Regions from separate parts of the Homo sapiens genome. Here all the other regions are linked to region 2. A link is a contact called in ENCODE Hi-C or POLR2A ChIA-PET data. All regions are on one chromosome and are shown on one strand. Each heading gives the region's core, a stretch centred on a gene start or an enhancer-like site at or near the end of the contact. The rest is flanking DNA. Distances are from core to core; before and after follow the strand shown.

Region 1 (3,704 bases), core at 508-3,007, 190 kb before region 2:
AAATACAAAAAATTAGCTGGGCATGGTGGCGGGCGCCTGTAGTCCCAGCTATTTGGGAGGCTGAGGCAGAAGAATGGCATGAACCCGGGAGGCAGAGCTCGCAGTGAGCCGAGATCGCACCACTGCACTCCAGCCTGGTGACAGAGTGAGACTCCGTCTCAAAAACAAAAAGAAAGTGTGGTTCATAGTAGAATCCCAGTGTTACAAAGTGTCGGTGCAGATATCAGCTGCTATAATTGTTTCTCTACATCACTTTCCCTTTCAGGGACATGGAAACAGTAGTTTGCCTGGCTCATTCTAAAGAAGATCTCAGAATACTTCCTTCTAATGTTAGAGAGAAAGAGACTTCCTTTACTTCAAGCCCTACCTACTTACAATTGGTTTTTATCATTATCACCATCCACAGTGTTGCAGGCTGCCTGAAAAAAATCTCCTATCAGACACTTAAGGCCATTTCACAGCTTCCTCTTCCCAAACCACATTGATAGCACTGGGTTATCATCTGTCCTTTAGAGATTTAAGATTCTTAACTTCTTGTCACCAGCAGAGGCATGACTTTAGCTATTAAGGGATAAATCTGATTATCACGATTGGAAGAAAAAGCCAGTACACCTCTGGGACACATTATGGCATGGATCCTTGGGAAGGCCCAAGTCTGTTTCCCCTTCACTTTCTTAGAGCTGGGCTTCTCTCCTAAAGCTGCTGTTGCTGTGTGCTCTTGGGACTGTTACCCCAACCAAGATCCTAAAAAAAGGCTTAGATGTGCCTGTGGTTGGGGTGCTCTGCAAGGCACCAAAAAAAGAAACCTGCAGAAGGCTACATACCATGAAGGAAAAAACCACAAGAATGTGGGCTACAGGAGAGTATGATGTGAAAAGCATAAACCCTAGCGTTACCCGGAATGCTAACCACCTCACTAACTAGGAAATGGGTTTGCCTGCCTCTGCCACAGTTTCCTCATTTGTAAAATGAAAATTACATTGAGAATTCTAACTTACGTCATAAGTTTGTTGGGGATTAAATAAGATAATGCAGTATGGCACAGTACCTGGCACACGGTGACGTGCTTAACAGGGGCTGATATTACTATTACTATTAAGAATACATACCTGCTGCTCACTAAGTGTACATATGATCCCTCTGTGTGTTCAAAGTGCATAATTTTAGGGAATTTGTTAACAGTCATGCCGACATAGATACAAATATAGAGAACATATAGTGGCAGAATAAATAAGCCAAGATATGAAATAATAGTGGGGAACTGTAAAGAAATGATAAAAATAAGGACTCAGCTTAAACCTTTGAAAGAAAGGGCCTCCATAGGCTTGTCAAACCATAGACTTCAATTTTGAAAACCTCTGTTCTCTTTTACAGTCGAAAAGCAAGAAACTTCGGCTTGACTAATGAGTATGGTCTTGGTGTGGTCCTTCCTTTCTGGAGGCCTCAGTTTTCTCTGGAAACTGGGAGAGGTGGAGTAGATGGTCTCCAAGGTAGCTTGTGGTCTAAAATTCTGTAAGTCTACTTAAAAAGAAAAGGACTCGTAGCATTCCTCTTTTCGCTGTTGCTCAGCGGTGTTTGCCTGAGGTACAGATGTTTCGTGGATCTCCCCTGGTACATTTTTCTGTGAAATCTCAGGCTCCTGCCTCATGTCTCTGTAGCTTAGTAATAACTGAACATGGTTAATTTGTTCTGGTTTATTGTTGATTGGGTGATTTATGTCACGTGGTATATGGGTTTTTTTTGTTTGTTTGTTTAATTTTCATTCAGCAACCAGTGGTCTTGGTCAAGGTGGGCCATGGCCACTCTGCGACTCCAGGTCGATTCGTCTGCCTGTTGGCTTTTTTGATTTTTGCTTTGAAGTTTCCTTTTGCCTCAGTCAGCTGCCTTGAATGAAATTATCTGCTGCTGCTCTGGGCTTGTGATTTCCTTTGCTTTCATGTTTGCTCCCTTTCTGAAAGATGGGGGTTGTAATTTGTTTGCTGTTTAGGAGCCAGCCCTTCAGCTTCCTTTCAGTGATAGCATCCTGCCTGCCACACTGGGCTTTTCTCCTTTTCCAGTCCGGTTGTTCCCAAAATCACTAGTTTAATTCTCTGTATTTGAAGAATGCCAATGCAATATCTCCCTTTCCTGAATCACAACTGCAGTTGGTAATTGTGGAATGCATTTCCTACAAATATTAATTTTACTTTCAATATGTGACAGGATGCAGCGCCTTTTTTTTTTTTTTTTTTTTTTTTGAGACGGAGTTTCACTCTGTTGCCCAGGCTGGAGTGCAGTGGCGCAGCTTTGGCTCACTGCAACCTCCACCTCCTGGGTTCAAGCAGTTCTCCTGCCTCAGCCCCCCAATAGCTGGGATTACAGGCATGTGCCACCACGCCTGGCTAATTTTTTTTTGTATTTAGTAGAGATGGGGTTTCACCATGTTGGTCAGGCTGGTCTCAAACTCCTGACCTCAGGTGATCTGCCTGCCTTGGCCTCCCAAAGTGCTGGGCTTACAGGTGTGAGCCACCACGCCCAGCCACAGAGCTGTTTTTTATAAATATTCAAAACATTTTAAAAGTTAATAGAAATACCTCTAATCTGGTCCTAGAGAGCTTGTAAATTGTCTGACCTGGTCATTCTCCTATCTGCCCTTGGGTACTGTCTCCATGCTCAGGCACTTTCCTATTTAATATACTACCTGCCAATAACTAGCTAAAAGATATCTTTAACCTTGAATCATTAGAAAGATATCAAGGTTCTTTTCATGATGTATGCTTTTTAAAAATTTAAAACTAGCAATTAGGATACATTTGAAAGGAAGACTGTCTTGATTTCTTGGATATTGTATAGAACAACTTGTATTTGCACCTCTGAGGGCCTTTGATGAGGTGGCCATTTAATGAAACACTCAGCTCAAGTGTTTTCAAAACAGCTGATTTACTACACTTGGATACCCTGTGGTGTGTAGAGTTGTGCCTGAAGTTGTCAACCAAGCAGCAGAGCTGGAACCCAGTTGTAGTGATCATGTCTGAAGGATGTCTGCTAAATATCATGTGCTCGCTTTTGGATAGAAGGAGGTGGGTCAGAGTGAAGTTGTTAATCTTCAATTTTTTTCAACCACCTCTAATTGAGAGTAGAAAAGCATTTGCTTTCTATCAATTTGATAGTCCCATCTTTTCTCCTATATTTGATTATAGAAAGCAGTTTTTATTTTTATGCTTTATCTTTATTATTTTCCCATTGATTTATAAGAGAAATCTTTAAGCATCTATCATGTGCATCTCTGTACCATGGATGATGGGAAGATATACAAAGTAAAGTTCTTGTTAGCAGGAAGATGGACTGAGTATATGTATGACTATAAAGTGATATCAAAAGTACAGGTGAAGTTGTGGCAACATTCAAAGGAAAGGGAAATCAGTTTCCTCTTGAAGTTCAGGAGAGATTTCATGGAAGAGGTATCATTCAAGCTGAGTTTTGTTATATGGAAATAAGAAAGGAAAGTCATCCCAGGCAGGGAGAACAGTGCTCGGAAAACAGGGTGTACATATGGGGACGAGCAGGTGGTTTGGTTTGCCCATCAGACAGTGTGGCAAGGACAGCAAAAGGAGATCCAGTCTGAGAAATAAGACTATACAGTGTAGTCCTTTGAATACTTTGCAGTGTTTCATATACATCTGGAGTCAACTGGTTTGTTGGGATTTGCATCTTGCATCCACCAC
Region 2 (3,981 bases), core at 652-3,151:
TGGGCTGGGAGGATGGGTGTTCCTTGTCCAACCTCTCCCTTCGGAGGAGGGGTTTGGCTGTGTCCCACCCCCGTACTCCCCGCCAAATATCGCTGAGCCTAGAATTCTTTCCCCTCTCTCTGCCTCCTGAACCTCAAAGACAAACATTTCCTCCGCGTCAGGGCTGTTGGCTAGAGTGGCAAAATCTGGACTAAAAGGTCTTACTTTAACTCATCTATCTAAATCCCTCTTGGGAGAGTGGAGAGTGGGGTCAGTGGGCTATTTCCATTCCTGCCTCAGTTTCCCCTGTATAATAATGGGCTTGGCTGGGGTCTCTCCGGGGTCCAGCTGTGTCAGTCTCCATTAGGCTGGTCCTTCCCCGAGACCCACTCCTGCAAGGACAGCTGCCTCCCACCCCGCGCCGGTGAGCTCCCCCTCCTTGCCCAGCTAGCAGGTGTCTCCAGCCCCCACTTCTAGCAGTGGGAGCTGGGCGGGCACTCCTTTAGCCCTGGGTCTGGTCGGTCACCGAGCACGCCACCTCCTTCCCAGTTCTCTCCTCTTTAAGCCTTGGGGACCCTGAACGCCCTGCCCCAACAGGCTGCCCACCTTGGGCACTGCACAGGGTGGGGCTTGGGGAGGGTGCTGGCTTCCAAAACACCAGGGACGTTGAGATGGAGGAACGGTGATGGTGAAGGTGGAATGGACAGTTGGGCCCCCAGACTCCCAGGACGCCTTTGTGGGCCGATACATTTGCAAGGAGCGAGAGAGAGAGAACCAGGCCCGCCTCTTCAGGATGGTGCTGCCCCCAGGCCACGCCGAATGCGGCTGGAGCAGGGAGGGGACTCAGCCAGTGCACGAGTGGGAGGTTGCAGTAGAACGTATCCCAACCCCAGAGGGTGGGTTCTGGCTTCCCTGCCTCAGACCTGCGGGCAGGTCCGGGAACCCGACAGGGACAGAGAAGCCCGTTTTCCAGCCTAAATAGAAGCTCGTGGGCAGCGCGTTTGCTGGAGGTCGCTTTGGGCTGAAACGCCTCTCATACTCCTAGAGGAGCGGCGCGTTTGCGTCCCGCGGCTTCTCACTTTCAGCAGGACATTAGGAGGGAGACGAGAGTCGGCTGCGCGCCCGCGGCGGCCTACGTACAGGGCTGCGGACACCAGGGGGCAGCACCGACTTAGGGTCGCGGGAGGGGTGCGGGTGCGGGCATGGGCGCGGGGGAGGCGGGTGCCTGCGAAGGCCGGGCGGGGCGGCCTAGTCGCGGCCGTTTTTAGGCCGCGTCGTTGCTGCAGCAACCCGGGTGGGGTGGGGTGGGACTCCAGGGCCTCGAGATCCCCCACACCACTTTCGCCGCCACCTCCCGCCGCACATGTCCCCTCCGAGTCGCCCACCCGGCGCTCCGCGGGGCCCCAGCTGGTAGCCTGAGTGCGACTGCGGGAACCCGCGGCCGGCGGCTGGGCCTTGTCCCAGACAAAGGCTAGGCCACTCCCATGTCCAATTAAGCCACCCTCCTCCCCGGCCTCCCAGCCCTCATTGTCCCCGGGGTCGCCAATTAGCCTAGGCGCCCGGCGTACCCGCCGCTCCGGTGCCGCAAGGCCTCCTTAACCCTTCAGGGCCTGGCCCGGGGTCCTTGGACGGCAGAGCCGCCGGCACACGCGTGGCAGGAGGGCCAGTGCTGGGACGATGGCGATACCTGCTGGCGGCCTAGCCTGTCGCCTCGGGCTCTCGCGTGTGGGGCGTGTGAGGTCTAAGAGGGAATTGTGCGTGTCGGTGTGGGGTGGCGCGTGCGATTCCCGGAGGAACTCGGAGATGGAGGGTGTGAGTGCAGGGGCTCCGAGAGACCCCTAGCGGCTAAGCCGCCCGGATCCCAAGGCCCAGGGGACCTCATTTCCTCTCGGGTTAATCGGAATCTTCCGAGCCCTCAAGCCCTTCCTCCTCCACTCCCCCGCCGCTGCTGTGGAGAACCGGAGCCACCGGTATGGCCTGGCCCTGCCCTCCCGAAGGCCGCAGCTCCCGGGCCCGCCTCCCCAGCTGACCGCGAACTCCTGCGTGGGGTGCTCCTGGGGCGGGAGGGGCGCGCTCAGCCTCGCTCTCCCCGGGACTCTCACGCTCAAGCGCCCCGGCTTGAGGCCGGGACCCCCTATTTCCCGGTTATGGGACGGCCCCTTGAGGGACAGCCTCTACGAGCCCTGGATTTATACCCCGAGCCTGCCTTCCTCCGCTCTGGGAAGGACCCAAAATCCAGTCCCGCTTCCTCCCCCTCCTTCGCTGTCCTTGGCCCCGAGGTGCGGAGCACCGGCGGTCAGGCGGGATCCCGCAGGAGGCCGAGCGCTCCCTGCTCGCAGGACAGGGCGGCAGCGGAGGGAGCCCCCGCCCTCTTGGGAGGAAGCCCGAGCTCCGGGTCTCCTGGGCACCCTCCCGGGAGCGCCTTCGGGGTGGAGGCTGGTTGCCGGGCGCTGAACGTGTCCGAGCACGCCCGGGGCGGTTTTGCACTTGGACTTCCTTTTGGGCTCTCCGGAGGCGCATATCTGTTCCTCCTATTGGATGGGGCCGGGGACCCCAAACCCACTCCGGAAGCACCGATTTCCAGCGCTGACGGCCGCGCCTGGTTTCCCAGCGAGTCCTCTTGGCAGCTCCCGCAGCTCCCCGCCGGGAGCACGAGTGGGAGCGAACCCAGAGCCCGCCCAGGCCTCGGGCCTCGGCAACTCCTCACAGGTCCACGAGATGGCGCTGCAGGCCAGGGCCCGGGCCGCGGCCTCACAGCCCGCCTCGGGCGAGAGCGGGAGATAGACTGCGGACCCCGGCAAGCGGGGCACGGAGGCACAGCCACCGACACAGGCAGAGCCGGGTCCGGAGCCCGGCACAGGCCGCCGAGGGACCGAGGGACTCCGGGGCTGCGGACACACTGAGCGGAGGGCTTGAGGCTCGGGGTGGGGCCTTCTCCCCTGCTGCCAGAACCGCCCGGCAGCGCCAGCTCGGCGACCTTCCAGGCTGCTGCAGACCCCAGCTTGTCCTCTTCTGCGCGCCCGCGGGGCTGGGCCCTCGCGTTCTCTCTGCGGGAAGTGAGCCGCCGGCCTCCGGCCTCCTGGGCCCCTCCGAAGGGGGCTGTGGCTGGCATCCGCAGCGCGCGGGGCGCACGGCCCTAGGAGCGCGGGGCCCACTCGACGGTGAGGACTTACGGGCGGGATAGGGGAAGGATCGGCGGGGATCCAGCGCTCCTCCAGCGGAGAGGGCCCCCTCGGCTCCGACCCGCCCTCCTCACCACCCTCATCCGGCTCTTCAGGGCGGGGTCTTCAGGGTCGAGGGCAGGATGTGCCCTGTGGAGCTGCTCACCTAAGTTCCTGCCTCCATAGGGGAGGCTTTGGGCTGCGTTATTCCAGCGGGAGGTGGTGGGGACTGGGGAGGGCCCAGGGGTCAGCCTGAGAATCTCGCCCTTGGATTAAAAGCCACCAATGCTCTGGGTCAAGTCTCAATGGGAGGCTGGGGATGTAAGACCCGTTGGCTGGGGAATGCCAGAGTTGGAGGGGGTGGGGCTTAGAAGCCTGTTTCCAGCTGACCTTTTATGTCCCCAGATGAGCTCTGGCACCCTCAGAGATTAACCCTACACACGTTTCCTAAGGGCACACGGCTAGAAAGCAGCCCAGTTAACACCAGTCGAGGGTCATTTCCACTGCAATACAGTCACCGGCTGGGTGATGGGACCCAGGCCAGATGTCGTCCCTGCACTAGGCTCTCAGCTCTTTTCTCTTTCAAAGTACAGTGTAGCAGAGAATAGGACCAAATCTTTGGTGATTTAATAATTATCTACATGCTCATCTATGGCTGAAGCAGCTGCTTGGTAGGAAAACTGGACAGGAGATAGATAGGTACAAGGTCGAACTCTGCCTCTAGAGCTGTGAGTGCTCTTTGAAAATGTGACTTTATTCTCTGGGCTGCAGAAGCCTCATCTGCAAAATAAGTAGTTTGGACTAAAATCCAGTTGATCTGCGAATGGCCAGTTGACCTGGG
Region 3 (4,205 bases), core at 1,258-3,757, 160 kb before region 2:
AAAAATGTGATGACCCAATCACATTTAAAGCTTTTAAAGCTCCCTTTTGAGATGATTTCTTAGGGTACTAAAATATCACCTGCCCCAGAGTTTACAAATCAGAAATTGAATGAGGCAGGCTTAAAGAGGATCAGAAAACAAGATACCAAATAAGAGCAGCCATTGTAAAACTAGAGAAGGTTACGAAATGGCCCTGCTTTTCTATAAGGAAGGTCGAAGACACCAGGCCCCTTGCCCTGGGTTTGTCTGGTGGAAGTTTAAGGAAAGTTCATACCCTGGGCCCAGTAGAGAGCTTTGCCTTCATAATTGTCTGCATATGATTTGACAAACATAAGACCTCAGTGTTCCTAGATCGTTTATCCCCCTCAGCAATGTGCTAAATATGAAGTAAAAGGTTACCAAAGGGAGGATAGGGAAGAAAACCTAATTACCAATCCTGGTAATTTTAAACATGAGAAGATTTATAAACAACGGCTTCTTCATACACTTGTGAGTTCTGACATGTTGTGAAAATAGGACCTGCTAAGCCATTGAAAGGATTTTCAATATATTGTACGAGATGGAAAGAGGACCCAGAGAAGGCTTGTTTTTCATTTTAAAGAGTTGCTTTAGAAACCAAGGTTGTAACTGAGCACTGCTCTGTGCTGTATCAAGCCGTAATATCCAGTGAGTCATGAAGGCATTAGGGAAGCACTGGAGACATCATAAGAAACATTTGAGTTAATGTTTGAGATAAGGAAGATGATTATCTCTAAAAAGAAACTGAAATTAAGGGGCACAGTCTCCCGTTTTCGGACAGCTAAAAGGCATTCTTTTCAGTGATCTCTCCTTTACTAACCCATGTACATGCTGTGAGTATGTGACCTAGAAACCAGGCTTTTTTAAGCTGAGCTCTGGATACTTGTAGACTGAGACCTTGGGCGAGTTACTGCCCACCTTGGCTTCAGCTTCCTCACCTGAAAACGAGTGATCAACCAGGTAATCTTTATGGGGCCCTTCTGGCCCAAGGACTCTATCAGTCTGGTTTTTGAACATTATCCTACATTAGACAATCTCAGAAAGGTTTTATGACTTGTGGGTGCCTTTGTGGTACTTCACATGAGCGGGAGGTCTTAAGACTATGGACCCCTTGGGAGACCAGTGTCTAATTCTACTACTTCCTCCTCCCCAAGAATTCAGATGGTGAAACACCCTCATCCCTCCAGCCCTGCCCCCAGGAAACCCTTCATTCAGAAAGGTCATTTCATTTCCTGTGAGCCAGTCTTACATCACTGGTGCAAGAATTGGGCAGTGCTTGCCCAGCTGGAAGGTGAGACATTGGAGGCCTCAGCCTGGTGTCCCAGACAGTATTTGTCAGGCTGATGATAAGCTGGTGGAGAGTCTGTTAACTCAAGGCCTGATTCTAATGAATTTGGGATTCCTTGCTGAAAAAAAGACTGGGCTGGGTGTGGTGGCTCATGCCTGTAATCCCAGCACTCTGGGAGGCTGAGGCGGGCGGATCACCTGAGGTCAGAGTTTGAGACCATCCTGGCCAATATGGCGAAACCCCGTCTCTACTAAAAATACAAAAAATTAGCCGGGCCTGGTGGCGGGCGCCTATAATCCCAACTACTAGGGAGGCTGAGGCAGGAGAATCACTTGAACGCGGGATGCAGAGGTTGCAGTGAGCCGAGATTGCGCCATTCCACTCCAGCCTGGGCAACAAGAGCGAAACTCCACCTCAAAAAAAAAAAAAAGAAAAGAAAGACTGGATCCTGGTCCATCCAAGATGCTGCCCTTGAGACCTCTGGGTTGATGACTGATATGTTGGTCTCTTGGGACAAGGCTGTACAGTTGAGAAAAGTAGCAAGAACATCAGATCTCTGCAGATAATCTGGCCCCCATAAAAAAGCAATAGCAACTGGGAAAAGGCTAGACTGCTAGGTTCCCAGCTATACTGGATTATTAGACAAAGCTACCCACTCCATCTTTGTTTATAGAACTCATTTTCAGGAACAAGTGTTTTATAGTGAGGTGGAGGTTGTAAAGAAGCTCTTTATAATGAAGATCCCAAATATGTGAGCCTTCTATCAAGCTTGATCTCAAGGAACTTTACACGGGTGGCAGTTTAGAAGAAAAAGAGAGAAAAGGATAAAGAAAAAAACTAATAAAAATAGCTGAGATCACTCAACAGTTATCAAGAAACAGATACTACAGTTTTATAACACGAAGTACTAAAAGTATATGCACTCTTAAAAGGCAATTAAAACGTATGCTCCAAAACTATAAAACATTTTCTTTTCATCTGCAACATAGAGGGCAGATTACAACACATTAATAACGTTTTGTTTAGAGTTCAGTTTCTGATGGTTTCCAAATGTAGTCTGTGTAGATTAACCAGAAGGAGTCCAGTTCTCTTTTTTAAGAGCGCTTGTAAAGGAAAGCAATGTGGTAAGATTGTTATGAAAAGAGAGTGTATTTAGGAAATAGCACTTAGCAGGGTCTCTCTGAATGGCTGCCAGGTCAGGAAGCTGAAGTGCAAGGCTTGGCCCTTGTTCAGCCCCCCCAGTTCCAGCTTCTTGACCACACAGTACGTCAAGAACATGTCACAAGCCAGCCAGGAAGACTCAGCCCCGCCCATGGGCCAGCTTGGCACGGCTGCTTTCACATAACCCAGGGCTCCAGAGGGGCCGGAGGCAGGCATTCCAGGGCCACGGGAACATGCAAGTTTTTAAAATAGAAGTGAAGGACTTAAAAAAAAAAAAAGCCTGGGAATTAAACAGTTGCTGAGTCCTTGAGTCCTTATGGAACATGGTTCCTCATGTAGAGTGGCAGAGGTGAAAAGGGCCTTAAAGGTTATCTCATCCTCTGCCCTCTGCTTATAGACAAGGACATTGACCTGCTTACAACCATAGTGATAGAACCAATTGTGGAATCCATATCTGTCAGCTCTTAGTCTGCTAAACACACTGGCTTCTACCTCACTGGGCTAAGCTGCCCTTTCTTCCTTGGATTTTGACTCTAGAAAGCTGTCCAGTAATCTGTTCCTATACATTTTTTTTTTTTTTTTGAGATGGAGTCTTACTCTGTTGCCCAGGCTGGAGTGCAGTGGTGTGATCTCAGCTCACTGCAACCTCCACCTCCTGGGTTCCAGCTATTCTCCTGCCTCAGCCTCCTAAGTAGCTGGGATCACAGGCATGTGCTACCATGCCTAATTTTGTATTTTGTAGTAGGGATGGGGTTCCACCATGTTGACCAGGCTGGTCTCGAACTCCTGACCTCAGGTGATCCACTTGCCTCGGCCTCCCAAAGGCCTGGGATTACAGGCATGAGCCACTGAGCCCGGCCCGTTGCTATACCATTTGTTCCTACTACTTGCCTAACTGTTCTATGTCTCAGTCTCAGTTTCCTTGTCTACAAAATGGAGATAATATCAATGCCTGGGCTGGGCCCGGTGGCTCACGCCTGTAATCCCAACACTTTGGGAGGCCGAGGCAGGCGGATCACCTGAGGTCAGGAGTTGGAGAGAATATATATATATATAATCAATGTCTGCTTCACAGAGTTACAAGGATTGATAGAATAAACATGTGTAACATTTACAGTGCCTGGTATGGAATAAGGGCTCAATAATGTTATCTATTCCCATTAATAATAGTATTATTAGCATTATACTATCATCTGTCTTATTGCTACTACTATTTCTACAGTTGCTACATCAGCAGTCCCAGGAACTTGGCCTACGGCCTAGGCATGGCGTATGAGCTCTATGGTAGTAGAAGGTCAGACCCAGGATTGGAGGAGGGGCAGCTGAGTAGAGGGGAAGATGAATCTCGGATGCCTCTGGGCCAGTGCTTCATAAAGTCCTGTGCTCAGATTCCAGCTGTGGAACAGAGGTGCAGAGGTGGATTTTAATGTTATTGTTGTTTTTGCTTTGTTTTGCCTTTCCATTTTTGTTGTATAGTTTTAGTTGAAAGAGACTTTAGAGATGATTAAGTATACATTACAGTTCGGCCTCCACGGTTTACATGGGGGAAAACTGAAGCGCAGAAAGAAAAAGTGACTTGCCTTATGTCTTGCTAGCCTTACTTGGTAATTGAGTAGAGCTCTCTTGTCTAATTTACATATAAAAGGAAAACTGGAGAAGAAAGAGCCTTAGGATAATACTCATAAGATCTAAAATTCCTTTAGCCTTTCTTCTACATCAGGCCCACTGGGACCCTACT

Evidence for each region. A loop is a pair of places that touch in the nucleus more often than their neighbours do. ChIA-PET counts read pairs that join two places held with the same protein, here RNA polymerase II (POLR2A). Pooled maps may share reads with other maps.
Region 1: a loop to region 2 is called in a pooled map, with 4 times the contacts of the local background. The contact joins the enhancer-like site here to the promoter of LINC02875 in region 2. A Hi-C loop is called at or near these places in 5 of 50 pooled maps. POLR2A ChIA-PET finds 5 or more read pairs at or near these places in 4 of 52 experiments (BJ, IMR-90, OCI-LY7 and 1 more).
Region 3: a map of testis shows a loop between it and region 2 (2.9-fold over the local background). The contact joins the enhancer-like site here to the promoter of LINC02875 in region 2. A Hi-C loop is called at or near these places in 3 of 168 maps with a recorded cell type or tissue (heart right ventricle, sigmoid colon and testis) and 6 of 50 pooled maps. POLR2A ChIA-PET finds 5 or more read pairs at or near these places in 2 of 52 experiments (AG04450 and Caco-2).

What each region holds. Positions count from the first base shown.
Region 1 is chr17:61,220,939-61,224,642 of GRCh38, forward strand. All of the region lies in intron 22 of BCAS3 (BCAS3 microtubule associated cell migration factor), which reads left to right. Among named protein-coding and RNA genes, the nearest start is that of BCAS3-AS1, 87 kb to the left of the region's middle. Within about 2 kb of position 1,758, at least 3 of the 41 ENCODE cell types and tissues checked have a DNase peak (open chromatin) inside an H3K27ac peak, as active enhancers do.
Region 2 is chr17:61,409,850-61,413,830 of GRCh38, forward strand. It overlaps LINC02875 (long intergenic non-protein coding RNA 2875), which reads left to right and starts at 1,902. Exons shown (of 1, transcript NR_160788.1): 1 at 1,902-3,431. RefSeq lists an enhancer at 617-1,199 and silencers at 1,079-1,248, 2,769-2,828, 2,849-2,908.
Region 3 is chr17:61,249,849-61,254,053 of GRCh38, forward strand. The region is part of intron 22 of BCAS3 (BCAS3 microtubule associated cell migration factor); the gene reads left to right. Among named protein-coding and RNA genes, the nearest start is that of BCAS3-AS1, 120 kb to the left of the region's middle. Within about 2 kb of position 2,508, at least 24 of the 41 ENCODE cell types and tissues checked have a DNase peak (open chromatin) inside an H3K27ac peak, as active enhancers do; they include heart right ventricle, sigmoid colon and testis, where a contact is called at or near this core.